Linked DNA regions of Homo sapiens: region 2 is linked to region 1. Evidence: chromatin contacts called from ENCODE Hi-C or POLR2A ChIA-PET data. All regions are on one chromosome and are shown on one strand. The core of a region is the stretch at or near the end of the contact, and the rest is flanking DNA. Distances in the headings are between cores, read along the strand shown.

The links. Hi-C counts contacts between places; a loop is a spot of excess contacts on that map. ChIA-PET counts read pairs that join two places held with the same protein, here RNA polymerase II (POLR2A). Pooled maps may share reads with other maps.
Region 2: a loop to region 1 is called in a pooled map, with 4 times the contacts of the local background. The contact joins the enhancer-like site here to the promoter of NT5M in region 1. A Hi-C loop is called at or near these places in 2 of 37 single-sample maps with no recorded cell type and 6 of 50 pooled maps. POLR2A ChIA-PET finds 5 or more read pairs at or near these places in 2 of 52 experiments (OCI-LY7 and Panc1).

The regions. Positions count from the first base shown.
Region 1 is chr17:17,302,009-17,304,797 of GRCh38, forward strand. It overlaps NT5M (5',3'-nucleotidase, mitochondrial), which reads left to right and starts at 1,365. Exons shown (of 5, transcript NM_020201.4): 1 at 1,365-1,809. The coding sequence starts at 1,543. RefSeq lists silencers at 1,295-1,464, 1,515-1,614, 1,745-1,934.
Region 2 is chr17:17,753,881-17,756,669 of GRCh38, forward strand. The region is part of intron 2 of RAI1 (retinoic acid induced 1); the gene reads left to right. Among named protein-coding and RNA genes, the nearest start is that of RAI1-AS1, 11 kb to the right of the region's middle. Within about 2 kb of position 1,336, at least 6 of the 41 ENCODE cell types and tissues checked have a DNase peak (open chromatin) inside an H3K27ac peak, as active enhancers do.

The DNA of each region.
Region 1 (2,789 bases), core at 115-2,614:
ACATAGTGAAACCCTGTCTCTACTAAAAATGCAAAAAAGCTGGGTGTGGTGGTGGGCGCCTGTAATCCCAGCCACTTGGGAGGCTGAGGCAGGGGAATCGCTTGAACCTGGGAGGTGGAGGTTGCAGTGAGCCGAGATCCTGCCACTGCACTCCAGCCTGGGCAACAAGAGCAAGACTCCCTATCAAGAAAAAAAAAAAAAAAAGGGAGAGAATGTGGTACATATATACCATAGAATACTTCACAGTCATAAAAAAAGAATAAGATCATGTCTTTTGCAGCCATATGGATGGAGCTGGAGACAATTATCCTAAGCAAACACAGGAACAGAAAATTAAATACCTCATGCTCTCACTTAAAAGCGGGAACTAAACATTAAGTAAACATGGACGTAATGATGGGGACAACAGACACGGTGACCTACTTGAGGGTGGAGAGTGGGAGGAGGGTGAGGATGGAAAAACTACCTATCAGGAACTACGCTTATTACCTGGGTAATAATAATCTGTACACTAAACCCCCAAGACAGTCAATTTATATAACAAATCTGCACATGTATCCCTGTACTTAAAAGTTGAAAAGAGGCCGGGCGCGGTGGCTCACGCCTGTAATCCCAGCACTTTGGGAGGCTGAGGTGGGAGGATCGTTTGAGCCCAACATAGGAAGACTCCTGTCTCAAAAAAAAAAAAAAAAAAAAAAAAATTACCAGGGTGTGGTGGCAGGCCCCTGTGGTCCCAGCTACTCAGGAGGCAGAAGCAGGACGATCCCTTGGGCCCAGAAACTCAAGGCTGCAGGGAACCGAGATCATGCCACTGCTTCCACCCTGGGTAACAGAGCAAGACCCCGTCTCCAAAAAAAAAAAAAAAAAAAAGCAATACAGGGGTACTTAATATTTATTCATATATTTACCTGAGAATCATCAGTTTTACTAAGGCTGTATGATGTTAGCAGATATTGGTTCTATCAGTCTCTCCGCAGACATTTGCTGTAAATAAAGCAGAGAGGCTTTCAGAGTGCACCCTGTTTTTGTTCCTCCATCCTGTTGTCTGGATCCCCTTCTAAAACGTAAGTTCCAGGATGGCAGGAACTTTGTCTATTTGGTTCACACTCGACACAGTTAGTGCTCAAAAATGTCTAACGACACAGGCCTGCTTCTCGGTTTGCACTGCTCCTCCATGGTAGTCTGTGCAGTGGGAGAAGGCAGCCCGGGCCCAGGGTCCACGGAGAAGACGCAAATCGACAGCGCGGGAGCGCGGACCTTCTGGAGGCGCGCGGCGCTTACCGCTGTCCGTCCTCGAAGCCCCGCCCCGGGGCTCCGCCTCCGCCGGCGCGTGTTCCTTTAGGGACCGCGCGCGCCGCGGCCTCGCTCTGGGGCCGGTACTTGCGCGCCCGCACCCCGCGCTCCCCGCCCCGCTCCCCGTCCCGCGCTCCACGCGCGCCCCAGCGTTGGGGGCTTCTCCTCCGCGGCGGGAATGTCTGGCCGGCTCCGGCAGCACGGCGCGGCCCAGGTCCCCGCGCCCACGACGGGCCAGCGCGCTGGGCCATGATCCGGCTGGGCGGCTGGTGTGCGCGGCGGCTCTGCAGCGCGGCGGTTCCCGCGGGGCGGCGCGGGGCGGCGGGCGGGCTGGGCCTGGCGGGAGGCCGCGCCCTACGGGTGCTGGTGGACATGGACGGCGTGCTGGCTGACTTCGAGGGCGGATTCCTCAGGAAGTTCCGCGCGCGCTTTCCCGACCAGCCCTTCATCGCGCTGGAGGACCGGCGCGGCTTCTGGGTGTCGGAGCAGTACGGCCGCCTGCGGCCAGGGCTGAGCGTGAGCGTCCCCGCCCCGCCCCGCGCCGGGCCTCCTTCTCGCCCCGAGCCCCAGACACCGCCCCTGCGCCGGTGACCTTGGACGGTCAGCGCCCCAGCCTCGGGGTGGCCCTCTGATAGAATAGGGTCTGGGGGGGACTAGGGGCCACAGCGCACCGGGAAGATGCGGCCCCGCGCTCAGGATCTGTTGGCTGCCATCCAAGGTTTCTGAAAATGCGGGAGAGTACAAAGTGTTAATATACCTAACTCTGCATTTAAAGCTGACTTCAAAATTTGTGGCATATTTGGCCTCAAGTCGTTTGTTAAATTTTTAGAAAAATAAACGTTATAAGTTGTCCTCTTTCACCCCGACCGCAGTCACATTCCCACTTCTTTGTCCCCAGGACTTTGATGGGTGTCTTTACCCATCTTTTTTACTGTTGTCCATGAAAGCATAGCTTCCAGGGGTATTTGAGGCCCAGAGAGGTTGTGTGACTTTCTGGGGGTCACACAGTGAGTCAGTGGTCCAGGTGAGGTGGGATCCACCTCATGTCTTATCCCCTTGCAGAGCTGGCCTTGCTGAACACCTGAGCTCAACCCCTACCATCCGACTCCCGAGGTGTTCTGTCCAGGATGGATAGAGGGGAAAGATCCAAGGAGGGACGTTTACACACAGATCTTGGTTGGTAAATTTGAAGTATTTTGCAAAAGGAACAGGGGATTTTGGTATGCACAAAATTAAAGAGGCTGAGTGTTTTTTGGCATCCCTTGATTGGCCACCTAGGGTTGCTGCTGGAGGGTTTGATAAAGAGGAGAAGGAAGTTACAAGAGCCCGTTTTTTAGCCACAAGTTCACTGCATCCTCTCTTTTGTTGGGTAGATATTATTATCTCTGTTTTCCAGATGAGGAAACTTGCCCCAAGTCACATGCTGCTCAGGGGCTCAGTCAGGACTCAAACCCAAGTCTGTCTGCCTCCCAAGCACAGTTAGTGCTCCCCACTCC
Region 2 (2,789 bases), core at 86-2,585, 450 kb after region 1:
TGGGATTTGGAAAAAAGTTCTAGACCCTCTTCAGAAAAATGTGCTTGTCCACACACACTTCAACTTTGCATTGGATCTCAAGGTCTCATACCTGGGCTGGGTGGTCTGTAAAGCAGGGGAGACCTATTTGGGGAAAGGCCTCCATGCTGACACTCACCTGAACCTAGGGCCAAAGTGTATGGTTGTACAAGTTGTACATTGTACAAGGATCCCTGGAAGAAATCGAGCCACTGGCCAGCTGTGCAGCCTGGCACCTGGGGTGTCTTCCTGTTTTGTACAAAGGCATTTTATGCCATTCGCCTAACCCAATCTTTTTTTTTTTTTTTTTTTTTTTTTTTTTTGAGACAGAGTTTCGCTCTTGCTGCCCAGGCTAGAGTGCAATGGCGCGATCTCGGCTCACCGCAACCTCCGCCTCCTGGGTTCAAGCAGTTCTCCTGCCTCAGCCCCCCGGGTTCAAGCAACTCTCCTGCCTCAGCCTCCCGAGTAGCTGGGATTACAGGCATGCGCCACCACACCTGGCTAATTTTGTATTTTTAGTAGAGACGGGGTTTCTCCATGTTGGTCAGGCTGGTCTCTATCTCCCGACTTCGGGTGATCCGCCTGCCTCGGCCTCCCAAAGTGCTGGGATTATAGGCATGAGCCACTGCGCCCAGCCTCCCTAACCTGATCTTTAATTCCCCTCCTGCCTCCCATGACAACTCAAGTTAGTGGCACTAGTAAAGTTACAGAAATTATGTGCCTTAGCCATGGGAAACCGGCCCTCTGTAAACTGTTATTAAAGCCATAACAAATAATATCCGACAGCCTGTACCTACTAGTGTTCAGTTCCTGGTACTCCAGAGCCCTAAGCGTTTTTGGGCAGTGGTTGGGGGGCTGCCACCAGGCCTCAACTTGGGTTAGGAAGATAGGGCAAGGGTGCAAGGCCCGTCTCTGCACAGAGGGTGGGAGAGAGGAGTAACTACATAGTAGGTGCTTGGTAAGCACTTTCCCAGTCTACATTCATTGGGTCCATTTTATAGATCAGGAAAACTGAGGCTCTGAGAGGGCTGGTAATTTGGATTAGAGAAGGCCCACCTGTCTGGAGCGGCTTTATGAACACAGGCTTTGGAGTGCGACAGCGGGGAGGTCAGGAGAGGAGAGGAAATAGCCATAGCTGTACCCCCACAACATTCACACCATGCCTCCCCCTGAAGGCTTTGCCTGACGTTTGGACTGTTTAGAGGGCTCCTCTGAGCTCCCACAGCCTGAGCCTTCCTGTCACGGTGCTGCCACCCTGGTTTAGCAGGCCTGTTTACACACTGTCACCCCAAGAGCCTGGCAGCACCCCAGTGCTGGACTGTGAGCCCTCCACACAGGGCCCAGCGCATGGTGTGTAATACAGCTCTATGGAATGCTGAGTGGCTGATTAAGTGGGCTCTAGCTTCTGGCAGCTTTGCTCCCTGGGTGGATGGGGCGGGAGTGATGCAGAAAGGAGAGGTGTAGGCCTAGAGTTAGGAGGGCAGGGAGAGCACTGGGCACTGGAACCACTTGGCAGGGTGAGTTGGCATTCCCTGTTTGCCACGACCTTGGGGTCACCCTCACCAACTTGCCCCAGCTGGGCCTGACTGAAGGGCAGGGGGCCTGGACATTGGAGCCCAGGGAGGGCAGAGGGTGGTAGACTCAGGAGAGAGCTCTTTGTTTGGGGGCATTTCTCCAGCAGAGACCCTTAGTCCCTCCAAGGAGCATGTCCTCCTCCATCAGTCAGTGTCCTAGCCAGCAGGGGTGCGTCCCCCCAGATCCTTCCCTGCTTATCCTATCCTGGGCCCAGCCATGCTTTCTCCCATGGGGTCATGTCATCCTGACCCTCAGATTTGGCTGGGTCGCCCCAGGGCTCTCTGACAAAGCCCAGCTCCTCCCCTGGCACCCAGCATCCCTCAGACCCGGCCTACACCCTGTCAAGCCCGCCTTCTCTTCACCCCAAGGCCTGCCGTGCCTCACAGCTTGGGCAGGGCTGTACCCTCTGCACACATCACCCTTCCCTATCCCCAACCCTCTCCCTTTAGTGATAAATCCAGCTGGCCGCTCTTTGCAGCTCACCAGGGACCAGTGTCCCCAGTGCGGCCCTCGGTGCACCCAGTCCTTACGTGAGCCCTAGCCACCATGGAAAGCCAGGAGGGCCTGGCCAGCCTCCATGTGGGGTCTGGTTGGTTATTGCAGGGCCTGTTGGGACTGCCTGTGTCCCTGTTCCCCTGGGACAGGAGTTCTGGAGCCTGCGAAACTTAAGCATCCATCATGGGACCTGGCACGGGGGTGCCTGGCCACAGCAGGAGTGAATGAATTTTTTTTTTTTTTTTGGAGACAGAGTTTTGCTCTTGTTGCCCAGGCTGGAGTGCAATGGTGTGATCTCGGCTCACCGCAACCTCTGCCTCCCAGGTTCAAGTGATTCTCCTGCCTCAGCCTCCCAGGTTGCTGGGATTACAGGTGCCTGCCACCATGCCTGGCTAATTTTGTATTTTTATTAGAGACAGGGTTTCTCCATGTTGGTCAGGCTGGTCTGGACCTCCTGACCTCAGGTGATCCACCTGCCTCTGCCTCCCAAAGTGCTGGGATTACAGGTGTGAGCACTGCACCTGGCATGAATGAATTTTTTTATTTTTGGAAACTCCTTTGAAATAGTGTGTTTGCTTTCCACTGTCTTGTTCTTCACCTTTACCTCCCTTACGTATAAAGGTAGATGCAGTCAAGTAAAGTGTGCTAGCTTCAAATCAGAAAATCTCCATAGAGTCTTCCGCAAATCCTTGAGCGCCTAC